2 separate regions of the Mus musculus genome follow, and region 2 is linked to region 1. The links are chromatin loops, found by intact Hi-C in ENCODE. Cell type or tissue: heart. All regions are shown on one strand. Links, peaks and the distances in the headings refer to the core of each region. The heading gives the core; the rest is flanking DNA.

Evidence for each region. Peaks named below come from ENCODE experiments on the same cell type or tissue, not always from the same donor. Only the 100,000 strongest peaks of a DNase experiment are listed, where the experiment ranks them.
Region 2: a loop joins it to region 1, with 3 times the contacts of the local background. A loop is called at or near these places in 2 of 42 quality-filtered maps.

What each region holds. Positions count from the first base shown.
Region 1 is chr14:48,441,990-48,450,436 of GRCm38, reverse strand. It overlaps Tmem260 (transmembrane protein 260), which reads right to left and starts at 4,085. Exons shown (of 16, transcript NM_172600.4): 1 at 3,834-4,085. The coding sequence starts at 3,981. In heart, for the core only: a CTCF peak has its summit at 4,379; a DNase peak (open chromatin) is centred at 4,046; H3K4me3 peaks cover 1,708 bases; H3K27ac peaks cover 1,148 bases.
Region 2 is chr14:49,168,553-49,174,542 of GRCm38, reverse strand. It overlaps Naa30 (N(alpha)-acetyltransferase 30, NatC catalytic subunit), which reads right to left and starts at 2,297. Exons shown (of 5, transcript NM_027492.2): 1 at 2,166-2,297; 2 at 1,150-1,927. The coding sequence starts at 1,926. In heart, for the core only: no CTCF peak of the experiment used is centred there; a DNase peak (open chromatin) is centred at 2,392; H3K4me3 peaks cover 3,149 bases; H3K27ac peaks cover 2,412 bases.

The DNA of each region.
Region 1 (8,447 bases), core at 2,729-6,728:
ACAGCACAGTAAGCAAGCCAGTGTCTCTGCTCCTGGAATTCAGTAGAACACTCCTTTTGACACCCCTCTACACAGCAGCACAGTGAAACGTTAGTCCATAATAGTGAGTTGTGGTACTACTGCTTATAGGAAAAGCACTTGCGTTCATTTTCTATTTCTTGACAGATATCAATATTCTGCCTTTAATTTCTACTGTCCTAGTTACACAAGTAGACCTCCACCTTACCTGGCCTGGGCTTATCTACTGTAACATATCTTTTGTTCCAAAACTATTCTTAACTACAGCATCCTTCCTCCAATGTATACAAATCCAAGAAGCTGAATCCTAGCCCTAGTCTATACTTTCAACGGCTGCTGCTCAGATATCTTAGCAAGAGTAAGGGCTTCTCAGGTCAGGCCTAATGGCTTCAAGGTCCCTTTGGCAGCCTTGTTTCTATACAACCTATGCTTCCTGGATACCAGTATTCCACTAGGATGGTCCTTTATTCACACACACACACACACACACACACACACAAACACACACACACGCATGCACGCACGCACGCACGCACGCACGCACACACACATACACATACACCATCTCTCATCTTCTCACCCTGAAATATTTTGTAATTTTCTTCCCTAAATCTTTCAAGGTCCAATTCATCTACCACTTCTGAGTAACACCTTTCCTCACACAGCTCCAGCCCCGGCATTATTATCTTCTCTTCCACAGAACCTGTTCAACTATTTAGCACTTTCCTATATGGGATTATATTCCAGCTGGCTGTTTTCATTTCTCTCTCACTAAGTTTAAAAACATCATTATATCCATTTCAGGATCCCACCAAGAAAACACCAGCAGTCTCTTTGAGCACCCACAAAGAATCAAACACAAATGCTCTGCGATTGGAGGGTGGTGATGGCATACCACATGGCCATCATTACCACTTACAAACCCCCTAAGGTCAATCAGACACATGCTGCTTATGTAAACCAATTACTGACATTGGCACCTCAGAAACTGGAGAACTTTTTGTGTCCTGAACATCTTTCAGAGGAATTGCTTATAGTCTAAAAATGCTCAAAACTGTTCCTTGCATAATTACTGAGAGGCAGCGATCCTACAATTTTACTCCATGACTTTGCTCAAGTTTTTGCTCTTATCTGAGAGACCAAGCATATCATAAGTTCAAGGTCTCCATTCTCTTCCATTCAGAATGTATTCAAACTACACTTTAATTTTGACACCCTTCCCTAACTGCTTTTACACACACACACACACACACACACACACACACACACACACACACACACACACACCTGTACTTTCTGCAAAGTCCATCAATTCTTGGCAATGTTCAATCTAAACAAAAATATGCTACTGTTCCAAATCTGTGTCTTCCTGGTCAAGAGCAAAGGGAAAGTTCTTAAAGTGAATATGAAAAAAAAAGAAGGTAACAGAAATACTAACATAAACTCATGGCCTCCTGAGTTTGGTGGGCTTTCCTCAGTTAAGTTAAAGGGCTGCGAGTATCAGAACAGAACTTCCTGAAGATCTTCTAACATTACCACTCAAACCTGTGGGGCAGTTCTGAGGTATATTCGGGTTTGAAGACACACAACTTTGTTGTCCCAAATGCAAATTAGAAGCAAGCCCAGAGCTGTCTGTAGATGCTTCAAGTGTGCATATGTTTAATATGGCCATATATCATCCATTAGAATAACTATACTTAATACATATAAACCCATCTGTAAGTTAGTTCTTTCAAGGATCATGAGAATTGTTCATGAATATGAATGTCTACTAGTGCAAAAAATAATTTTGGCAGTGCCCCACAATGTGATATATATCTATAGAGGAAAACTTAACACTTATCAGAAAAAAATGCATATTTTATTTGGTTTTGAGATGTATTCTGTTTATTGACAGAATATATATTCATAAGTATTCAAGTACATCACAGAAACAATATGGTCGAAAGTAACCTTAAACAAAATGTCCACACTGGCACATAGTTGCAAAGAACTCACTGATGGTTCCTGAAAATGACCATGAAATATCAGAAGCAAGCGCTACTTAGCATACAGTAAACAAAGCAGAACATATCAGAAGTCTGGTAAATCAGATAACACACAACTTTATTCTTTTGGTAACACATGAAATACAGAATTTAAAAAGGCAACAACTTCAAATTTATTTTCACTATGTGTGATGGATGGATAATTTAACAATGCCACCAAACTCTTTCGCATACGCATTAAGAAGACTGTTCCAGCATCAATCTGTAAGTCCTTCTCAGAAGACCCTCACTCACTGTGACTTTGCATGTAGGTTAGCCTTTTCTCATCTACAAAGATATATTACCTACCTTCTAGGACAGCTGGGAGGGTAAAACTCCATAAAAGGCACTTGGAACAATGAGTGCTGTACAGTAAATGCAATGTTATTCTTCTTATCCTGTATTTGTGGCTCAAATAAATTGTTTGATACTTTTTAATGGGTACAGAGCTATGTAACCTCTAAACTCTCCTTTATCAAATCCCTTGCTACCCTAAAACTCCTTCATTTTTTAACATTAATCTTAGGAAATTGGTAACTCCATTCCCAGCTATGCTAATGAAACACCACCCCCACTAAGTGTTCAGTGGAACCGGGAAGAGATGACCTGAAAATGGAGATGGAGGCTTCTCTCCGTGGCAGGCAATCTTGAAGACAGTCCTGGTAATCCCCATCTCAGGGCTTTCTTGCCGTGTAATCCTCTCCCCTTTGAACTGGTCTAGATTTACCGACTCTCTCCAATAAAACAGGGCAGTGGCATATCACTTCCAGGATTAGGTCTCAAAAATGACAGAGGTGACAGAATGCTCTCTTGCTTTTGACAGGAATCAGCTATTTTATGAAGAGAGCCACATGGGATATAGGGCTAGACTTAAGTTTGGAAGTAGATACTCCCTAAACAGGGTCCTGAGAAGTTGCAACCCTGGCCCCCACCTTGTCTTGTGTTAGTGAATCCGGCTAAACTGCACCTAGAGATACTGATCCACAGACAGATGATAAATGCTCCCCCCTGCAGCCACCAAATCCGGGTGAACTTGTCAGGTAGTGAAATTATAAACAGCTCATGGGCTCTTCAGGAAACGGTTTGACTGTTCCATTACAGAACCATTCTGAAAACACGGCTGATTATTATGAGAAATTATTGATCACTTTATCTGGCTGTAAAAACCAAACCAAACCAGGGACTTGTTTCTAGACTCAGATATGTGAAAAGTATGCCCTAGCTTAATCTGTGTGAAACCTGTCTTTCATTTTCACAGGAAGAGGGGTGCTTTCAGTTGCATTCCCTTTTATGAGTTCCCCTCTAAATTTTCTGCATGGCTGGTTCCTTAATATTCAGGTTCTAACTAATACACCTCCAAGGTAGCCTTTCCTGACCTTCTGAGGAATCTACTCATTACCACTCCAACCACATTCTCCCTTAGTGCCTCCGTAACTCACCACTACTTAAAATGTAGTTTATTTAATAACCCGTTGTGTCGTCTCTAAACACAGTAGAACGCTCCATGCTATTTGTTAACTACTGTCAATCTTTTTTTGTCTGTGACACTGTAAGGGCACGACAGGTGATACAGGTAACAACGATCCGGGCAAAGTGGACAGTGGTTAAATTTCATCGGCTGAGCAGCTCGAGAACACAGAGACCAAGATCCAGAACCGGAAAGAGAACTGGTTCTGGAATTCAGAACCGTGCACGGAGCTCCAGCGAGGGGACGCGGGGCCGGGACACCGAGGCGGCGGCACCCGGAGGCAGGGGGGCGGGGAGGAGGGCGGCCTGCGAGTACTTTACCCGAGTCTCCCCCAGGCAGCGAGCGGGGCAGCGTGAGGGTGAACACGGCAGCCACGGAGGCGAACACGGCCACGCTGCCGCGGAGGGCCCCGGAGCGCCACGGCCCCGCTCCGGCTGCCGGGCTCCCGCCGTCGCCATGGAGACCCATGGGCCCGGACGCGCGCAGCTCGCGGACCGTGACCCCTCGCAGCGGTGCGGACCTTCCCTGGCCGAGAGGCGCGCACAGCCCGCGCCGGCTTCCGGTCTAGCAGGGCCGAGCGCACCATACCTTCGCCCGCCAGGTCGGGGAGGAGGAGATGGCGGGCGCACTCCGGCACGGCTTAGGAGTCTTCTGGGGGTCACTGCGCGTGGTACTGTGTCTGCGTCAGTGTGCTTTGAAGTAACGAATCACAAGGGAGCATAATTCCCAACGACATCAATCATGGGCCAGGCCTACTCGCACTATGCAGTCTCTCTCCCCCTTTCCGCACTGACTTGGTCCGTTCCAAAAGAGACGGAAGTGGCGTGGATAACGGTGAGCCAGAAAGCGCTGCTCTGCCCCCTGTGGCGTGGGGTGGAACTGCATAAGAGAGCCCCCTAGAAACCCAACAAGGAAGGGTTCCAACCATGTAGTAAGCCACAAATACATTAATTGCTATTATATTTTTCAGTGGACTCATTGATCGCGGCTATGTATTTATAGAGCCTTGCCTCATTAAAATTAATGTAAATCCATATGCTAATTATTAATTCACTAATTTTAAGATATTAAAATGTGCTAATTAGCCTTTTTTTAACATGAGAACTCAGTAGGTGAGTTGAAATACTTGAGTTAACAAAATTAACTCTTCATGATAAGAGTGTCTCCTACTTAAATGAAGAAGAATGATTTTTGTTTTTTTGTTTTTTTTGCTCTAAAAGTGGAAAATGAAATCAAGAGCCCACATAAATAATGCAAATGGAATGTAGAAAGAGATGGGAGCTACTAGACAATACACAGCACACTGCTGAGAATTGAATCTAGGGCCTCATGCAGGCTAGGCTAGTAAACATTTTAAGCTTGCAGTTTGCATTATTTTAGCAATTATTCAGTCTGGGAAGGGAGCGGGCAACCTCCTTAGAATCTGTGTCAGAATACACGGGAAATGGGCAACATTCACAAATGTGCTATTTGCAGTCTGACAGGAACACTGTGTCCAGGCTGTGAAGTTGATAGGCAGTAATTGTGCCCACCTATCTTAGTCTTTTCCTGGTGTTTATAAAATGCTTTATCATCTGAGCTCCTGGGACACAGGGGTTGGGCAGTGTACTTTCCTTATTGCATGAGAAAACACTATGACCAGTGAAACTTATAGAAGAAGCAGTTTATTTGGGAGAGATTTTCATGGCTGGGAGACATGGTAGCAAGTTCTCCATTGACGTCCATTGAGGAAAATGCTTTTCTTGGTAGCAAGAGATCATGAGAAATACACCTTTCAACTAGACAGCTTGTCCAGGATTATCTTGTATGTATGTGTGTTCATATGTGACAATGTGTGTGTGTGGTGGGGAGGGGAGTTGTCCAAGTCTGTACATGTAGAGACCAGAGGTCAATTTTGGATGTCTTCAACTATAGCTGCCCACCTTGGGTTTTTTTGTTGTTGTTGTTGTTAGTGGTGGTGGTGTTTTTGTTTTTTGTTTTTGACTTGGTTTTGTTTCATTTGGGTTCTTTGTTTTGTTTGTTTGTTTGTTTGTTTGTTTTTTGATAAATTGATTAGCTGGAGCCCATAGAATCCAACTGTCTCCCAGCCAGTTCTGGAGTTACAGGTGCCAACAGCATGACTTGATTTTCTACGAGTTCTGGAGATCCAAACACAGTACCTCACTTTTGCCTAGTGTACTGGCTAGTTTTGTGTCAACTTGACACAGCTGGAGTTATCACAGAAAAAGGAGCTTCAGTTGAGGAAATGCCTCCATGAGATCCAACTGTAAGGCATTTTCTCAATTAGTGATCAAGGGGGAAAGGCCCCTTGTGGGTGGGACCATCTCTGGGCTGGTAGTCTTGGATTCTACAAGAGAGCAGGCTGAGCAAGCCAGGGGAAGCAAGCCAGTAAGGAACATCCCTCCATGGCCTCTGCATCAGCTCCAGCTTTCTGACCTGCTTGAGTTCCAGTCCTGACTTCCTTGGTGATAAACAGCAGTATGGAAATGTAAGCTGAATAAACCCTTTCCTCCCCAACTTGCTTCTTGGTCATGATGTTTGTGCAGGAATAGAAACCCTGACTAAGACACCTAGCAAGCAGCTTGCCCACTGACTCCCCTTCCCAGACTCAGGGTCTAAGTCACTATTGCATTGCCAGGAAGACACACTGTGACCAAGGCAACTCTTACAAAAAAAGGCATTTATTTAGGAGCTTGCTAGTGGTTTCAAAGAGTTTGTCATTTATTATCGTGTTGGGGAGCATGGTTGCACGCAAGCAGGCACTGGAGAAGTGGCTGAGAGTTTTGCATTCTTATCCACAGGCAGGCAGAGAGAGTGAGCCGCTGGACCTGATATGGGCTTTTGAAACCTCACACAGAGCCCATTCCCAGTGGAACACCTCCCCCATCAAGGACACACCTCCCCCAGCAAGGACACACCTCCCCCAGCAAGGACACACCTCCTCCAGCAAGGACACACCTCCCCTAGCAAGGACACACCCCCTCCAGCAAGGACACACCTCCCCCAGAAAGGACACACCTCCTCCACCAAGGACACACCTCCTAATACTTCAAGCAATTCACCAATAGGGAATCAAGCATTCAAAAATTTGAATTATGTAGACCATTCTCATTCAAACCACCACATTCAAGGTTCTCCTACAATGAGTAAGTGGAGAATACACGCTGGGAGCTAACTACACCATGCCCTTCATAATTAGATTTGATGACCTGTGCAGTTTTGAACCTTGGATGGTTAAAAGTTCAGTTTCGGGCTGGTGTGATGGCTCAGTGGGTAAGAGCACCCGACTGCTCTTCCGAAGGTCTGAAGTTCAAATCCCAGCAACCACATGGTGGCTCACAACCATCTGTAACAAGATCTGACGCCCTCTTCTGGAGTGTCTGAAGACAGCTACAGTGTACTTACATATGATAAATAAATAAATCTTTAAAAAAAAAAAAAGTTCAGTTTCAGTAGTGGTAGATATGAAAACCAGGTGCCAGTGAGTTAAGAAATAGCTGATTGACAATAGAATGTATTTGTAAGAAGTGTAAAGAAGTGTGCCAGACAAGGTTCATTTTGTTTTCTCTTGTAGTTTAAAGGAGTATCTGAAAAAGATGAGTATATTAGGGATGGAGCCAAGGGAAACAGAAGAGGGTTGAAGTTAGAGAGAGAAGAGGACTAGAGAACACTTTGGCTTGCACACGACAGATGAGCTTGATTCTGGGGTAGACTATAAGATACAGAAGGAATATTATTGTTCATGTTCTACAACATCTCACTGTCCTTGAAGGTACGACAATAAAAACTACAAAACAGAGAAGTGTGCAAATCAGAGGACATACATACTGTGAGGTTTTTTGTTTTTTTTTTTCAAGTCATTATCCAATGAGACTCTGGGAGTTGACTAAACAGGTGTAGAACACACAGGCAAGGACGTCACGAAATGCAGGCTAGACTTGGGTTTGAGTTAAAAACTTGCTGTTCAACTGAAATGATAGGGAATGTTGGGAAAGCCAAGTTGTCATATCCAATAGCCATCATAGAGACCATGGAACATGAGTTAGAAACAACATCAGGTTGGTGGGAAAATCACTTCAAAGCAACTATCCTTTATTCAAAATGCTTAGGGCTGGGGATTCTGGAGAGGTGCCTCAGCAGTCAGGAGCACTCACCACTGCCATAGAGGACCTGAGGTGGATGTCCAGTGCCCACACCAGGCAGTTCTCAACTGCCTCTAAGTCCAGCTCCAGGAAGCTTTCTCACTGCCCTCCATGGACGCCCACACTCCTGGCACTTGAATAAACTATTAAAACCCAAGGGAGTTTCTGATGCTTATTCCTGTTGACTGTCCCTCTTCCCACTAGGTCTCTCTTGCTCCCTGTCTAGCTGGGAGGGGTGGAAATGCCTCTCCTGTTTTCCTGTGGCATCTACTGGCACCACATTGTGGGTGAAGCAAGTGGCTCTCTTTTTGTGAGATGGTAATAAAAATTCTGGCCCTCTAGGCCCCTCTGATTCCATCTGTCAGGGAGGTAGAGAGACACTCCATTACTGCTGTGTAGAGACAGACGTCTAGGAAGTGTTCTCCAGTGATGCCATTGAAACTAAGAGCATCATTTATTACCTACTTTGGTACCATCCTGGTGGTTATATTGGGGCCCCTGGAGATGACAAAGGTCTAAGTTGATACCCCACTCAGTCCTTGTCACAGCTTTTGCTGTGATTTAGGTCACAGTAAAACCATGTGTCTTTTTTTTTCTTCTTCTTTACTTTCTTGATTCATTTGTTAAATGGAGTTAAACAGAGTAGCCTTCTGTTGGTTCGTACTTCTTGTTTGCTTGCTTTTATCTATGTCCGTTGGGATCTGTGAGTTGCCAGCCCCTCTAGCAATCAATCAGGGAAAAATAAGGCCAAAACCAAACCAAACAACAGCACCAGCAACAACATCAACAACC
Region 2 (5,990 bases), core at 1-4,000, 730 kb before region 1:
GAAATACAAAATAGTACCTAAAGTTTAAACAAATGTTCTAAGAAAAAAAGTTTAAGCATAATTTACATGGGAGCTAGCAAATTACCAATATCTACAATATCCATTAGTATTTCTGTGCAGTATTTCTGCTTGCTGTGCAAGCAACCACGAGACTTTTTAAGTCTTGTCAAAACATACTGCAAGGAAGACTGAGTGCAACTATGTCAGGGTTAAAACAATAAATAGACGTGGGAACTTTACTCTCCTAAATATGTGCCTTTAGTAAACATCTAAGCCTGTGCTCGCCACACACGGCTGACACCTCAAGTCTAATTAAAGGTTTCATACAGACTGAAACTGAGTCAATATTACTGTTGAGTGATTACTAGATTACTGATGCTGGCAATGTAAACTTAATTATTCATCTTACCCGACAGACAAATATACTCAGCTTACATATAAGTAAAAAAAAAAAGCCTTCACGCAGCTATACCCACACTAACCAATGGTACTAGTTTTTAGACTGTTTTTGAGTAGTTTCACACTTAAGTTTCCTGCATCCCACAAAAGGGCCTTCTATTCAAGTTTCAGGGCCCTCTCAGGCACCGGAAGTGTTAGTGACACCTTCTGCAATAGCACACCTGAAAGCAGGCTGACTACAACTGTTAATGGTCCACAATCAATGAACAGGGCCTGCGATTTCATTCTCCTGTGTGGCCACAGCAAGTTTGCTGACAGCCATGTTGACTAAAGCACATTTAGCGCATATATTCTTCCCCGACCATGGCTGTAACTGAGTTATTACTAAGGCCTGTATCGGATCAAAACCATGTTCCAATTCAATCACAGCAAAGTGCTCTAAGGATGAGGAAGGTTAAACATGATTAGAAGCTAATGTAAACAGGATGTAAGACAGCCCCCATGTGAAACATGCTCTGCACAGGATTGCTGCTGTTCCAAAAGTCACAAGATAACCCAGATCACGAGCTCTTACCTTCCACACAGTTCCACGGAATACCTGGGAAAAGTGCGCACCTTCGCGCCTCCCATCTGTAAGGTACTATGAAAATGAAGGATACATCCACGGCCACACTCCGGGCCCTCACACTCCCTGCCCCGAGTGGCCTGGATCTCTGCTGGGCTCACCCTGTTTTCATTCCATCCACTTACCAAGAAACACAGCTGTGGCCAGTTGTGGATAAAATATCTATACGTATAAATGGAGTAGGGTTCAGACAGATCTTTGGTGATCAGTCTCATGATATCAGGCATTTGGAGCTCAGATTCATATCGGACGTATCGTATCGTCCGATCCTCCCCGGGCTCGGCCTCCCTGCCCTGGGAGCTCCTTAAACTGCAGCCGGTGGTCAGAGACGAAGACAGCAGCCGCACCTGCTCGTCCATCTCCTCCTCCTCCTGCTGCTCGGTGCCCTCCACCAGTCCATTTCGGGCCGCAGCGGGGTCGCTCGCCGCCCCCGCCGCCGCCGCCGCTGCCTCTGACCGGCCGGGGAGTGCAGTTCTTGCATTGTTGGGGACCGAGTGGGGAGGTCTCTCCCCCGGGTGTCCCTCGGCTCCTTTTGTGGCAGTCACTTTGGAGGCCCCGTCGGGGGCGGCCGCCTCCGCTGCACTCAGAACCTTACTCTTGAGGGTCGCCGCGGCCCGGAGGTGTCGCAGTTCTGGGCCGATCAAGCCGTTGAGCTGCTGCTGCTGCTGCTCCGGAGGCAGCTGCGGGCAGCGAAGGCAAGAACGCGCCTTGGCCGAGGTCGCCGCCTCGCCGCCCGCTGGGCTCCCGCAGCCGCCTTCGTGCTCCTCGTCGTCCTCCTCGTCCTCGCTGCAGCAAGCGAGCGCGGCCCCCGCCGGGAACGGGCAGCGGAGCTCCGCCGCCGCTGGGGCCGCAGGCGCTGGTGGTGGGAGGAGGCTGCTAGGCCCAGGCGGTACCTCCGCCATCCTAGAAGCGACACAGCCGAGAGAGGAGGCCATGAGAGGCGGCCGACCGGCGCCAGGCAGCGCGGACTGGCGGGCCGGGGGCGGCCGAGGCGGGGGGAACAAAGGCAGAAACCGTCCCTCACCGAGTGTCCCCAACGCCGCGCCGCCCCCACGCCGCCGCGCCGGCCACCGTCCCTGGCCGCCCGAGCCCCGCCGCCGGCCGTGTCACCGCCTCCCACCCGCCCCTCCTCGCGGCTCACCCCGCGCCGCTCCCCGCCGCCGTTTCCGCCGCTCCTCTCCCTCAGCCACCGCCGCGCCGCAGTCGCCTTCACCGCCGCGGCCGCTCCGCCGCCACCACCGCCACCGCTGTCGCCGCCGCTGCCGAGCCTCTCACCCGGCCGCCGCCGCCGCCGTAAAGCGCCTCGCCTGTTACCCCGGGTAAAGTTTCCTGGGCCAAGCTTTACGACACTTCCCTGCCTGCCGGCTGCCGGGCCAGAAAAGGGGGCGTGGAGGGAGGTGACCTGTGCAGGGGCGGGGCCCGAGGTGTCTCCGGAGGGCTTCCGGGAGGCCGCGTGCCGGGGGTGGGGCTCTAGCCTGGGGTTCCAGAGGTTCCTGCGGAACTCGCCCCGCAGCCTCCCCGGGTGGGCAGGGCTAGGTGCCCTGGGAGCTGCTGGCTGTTGACATCCAACCTCTAGTGCCTTTATGCAGCTGTACTGTTACAACTTTTGCTCTGACCTGGCGCGTGGGGCAGGGAGCGCCGGCTACAAAGGCAGCAAATCCCGGCCTGGACCGCGAATTAGAGGGAATTTAAAACATTGAGCTGTGAAGATAGCATTTTGCAATTTAAAAAAAAGAAGAAGAAGAACCTTTACCTACCCCGTTGGGACAAAAGAATGGCTAGTAGTCTTGTTGCCCCATTCCTCCACCCCAAAGATTGAAGGCATAAATGTGACAAACAGGTGCCGGACAACGAAAGGCAACAACTGGGGGAAGCGACAGAGATGGTGGCGGCTAACAAGCGTACTCCTGATTTGTGGTTGTAATTGTGTTAGGTTGGGAAGCACCTGGTAAGAGTTCACGGGATCCTCCCATGTGATATGCTAAGCAGGTGTAAAAACTTTGAGCGTGTGGGTTACCTCTGCTCTAATCCACAGCTGGTAGTTTTCTGCATATCTGATCTGAGAGTTGAGTAACTCACACGCATACTAATCAAGTTACTTATTAACTTGTAGGAGCTGAAGAGATGAGTCAGCAGTAAGGAACACTAGGGTTAGATTCCCAGCACCCAAATGGCAGTTCACAACTGTCTGTAATCCCAGGTCAAAGGGAGGCTACAGCCTTTTCTGGCCTCCAAGGGCATCAGGAATGTGCACAGATACGCCTACATACAGGCAAACACCCATAACAAGTTTAAAAAGAATAAAATGTGTTAGATAGCTTTTTTATTTATTTCAACTGATTTATAGAGCTAGTCAGGTATGCCCAAGATTCATGTTTTCAGAGATAGGCTTTTATGACAGGTGTTTGCAACTTTGTGCCATAATCTAAACTGAAAAAAAAAAAAAGTGAGCTGCAGTAGTCAGCACATGTCTGGAATCCAAGTACTCAGAAGGCAAAAGTAAAAAGCTATGGAATTCAAAGGAAGCCTGGGCTGCATAGCAAAACTGTTTCTAAAAATAAATACTAAGTAAAAATAAAAATAAATTTCAAGTGAGATTAACCTGCACTGTGGCATGGTTTGAGACACGAGGGTGACAATCCTTTTCACTAAGACTATTAAAGGACACCACCAGCTCAAACAGAGAGACTCAGCCTCTAAAGATGATAAAATGTGTAAGTATCTACCAAGTATTGTACAAAGTGCCCTCTATACACTACGACTTTTATGAGTTCGTGTCTTACAAAAGTACATTCCTGTATAAACAGGCATGAAAACACATATATATTTCAGTTTTCTCAGTAATATGGAAGAAATAATTAAGTAGCTATAAATTTGAGAATGACTAAATAAGCTACTTTGCTTTTTTTTTCTCTGTATGATGTGTGTGCCAACGTGTGTGCCTGTGTATGTTGGTGAGTGTGTGTGTGTGTGTGTGTGTGAACACACGTGTACAGGTATGTTCAGGCCTGAGGATGCTTGACACGGATGTTAGAAATCCTCCTCCATTGCTTATGTGCCTTGTTCTTTGAGGTGAGCTCTCGAAGTTGAACCTGAAGCTCCCCAGTAGAGCTAGTTTTTCAAAGCAGATTGCTCCAAAGATCCTTCTTTCCCACCTGCTCAAGCTGGAATTACACGATCCATCACACCCACCCAGCATTTACGTATGTTCTGAGGACTTTGAACTCAATAGAGTTCACTTGCATGGCAATTTAGCCATCTCACTGTCCTAGATTAAAATAAAGCCTACTACTGTTAAAGTATGCTATTGTTTTCAAAAACAGAAAGAAATATTGCTATTGGTTCTCTTGTAGCTCCTATGACTCCTCTGAAAATTACTCCCACAATTATTCACTATAAAATAACCATTTGTTATGTGTGCTACCTAGCCTTAACTTGACATAAGCTAGAGTTAAGAGAAAGGAGGGAACCTCCATTGAGAAAATGCCTCCTTAAAATCTGGCTGTAAGGTATTTTCTTAGTGATTGATGTGGGAGGGACCGGCCCATTGTGGGTAGTGCCATTCCTGGGCTGGTGGTCCTGGCATCTGAAAGAGAGCAAGCTGAGCAAGCCATGAGGAGCGAGCCAGTAAGCAGCACACCTCCATGGCCTCCGCATCAGCTCCTGCCTCCAGGTTCCTGGCCTGATTGAGTTCCTGACCTGACTTCCTTTGATGATGAACAATGAAATGGAAGCATGAGCCAAACATCCTCCCCGGCTTGCTTTTAGGCCCCAGGGTTTCATTGCAGCAGTAGAAACCCTACCTAAGACCATTTTGGAAAAGTTGAGTTTCTAAAGGTATTTCCATGGAAACACATCCTAAAGCCAAGCTAATGAACCGCACCTGTACTCTCAGCACCTGGAAAGCAGAAGCAGGAGAACTGCCACAAGTTCAAGACCAACCGAGTCAATATATGGAGTTCTAGACTAGGCATGACTACGGAATCAGTATGGCATAATCCTCTTTGTCCTCTTCAAAAAACACAAAACAAAATTAATTTGCAAACCCAAGCATGGTGACATGTACGTATAACCTTAGCATTTGAGATGCTGAGGTAGGAAGGTTGCAAGTTCAAAGCCAGCCTTTGCTACAAGGTGAGTTCAAATTGAGCATGGCCTATGTGTAAGACCCTGTCGAGAAAAATACAATACAATCATATCTTTAAACATATGACTATGTCATTTAAAGATAAACATTTAGCTCAGATACATAACCACCTATAATCCCAGCATCCAAAAACCTGAGGGAAGAGAATCATGATTTTGAGATCAGCTTGGGCTACACAGTAAGAGTCTATCACACAAAAGAACAAATATAGGGGCTACAAAGATGGCTCTGTGATTAAGAGCACTTGTCACTTTGTGTGGGGGGGGGAGGTTAGATATTTTCTTTATTTACATTTCAAAAGCTATCCCAAAAGATCCCTATACCCTCCCCCTGCCCTGCTCCCCTACCCACCCACTCTCACTTCTTGGCCCTGGCATTCCCCAGTACTGGGGCATATAAAGTTTGCAATACCAAGGGGCCTCTCTTCCCAGTGATGGCCGACTAGGCCATCTTCTGCTACATATGCAGCTAGAGATACGAGCTCTGGGGGTACTGTTTAGTTCATATTGTTGTTCCACCTATAGAATTGCAGACCCCTTGAGTTCCTTGGGTGCTTTCTCTAGCTTCTCCATTGGGGACCCTATGTTCCATCTTATAGATGACTGTGAGCATCCACTTCTGTATTTGCCAGGCCCTGGCATAGCCTCATATGAGACAGCTATACCAGGATCCCTTCAGCAAAATCTTGCTTGCATATGCAATAGTGTCTGGGTTTGGTGGCTGATTATGGGATGGATCCCTGGGTAGGGTAGTCTCTGGATGGTCCATGCTTTTGTCTTAGCTCTAAACTTTGTCTCTATAACTTCTTTCATAGGTATT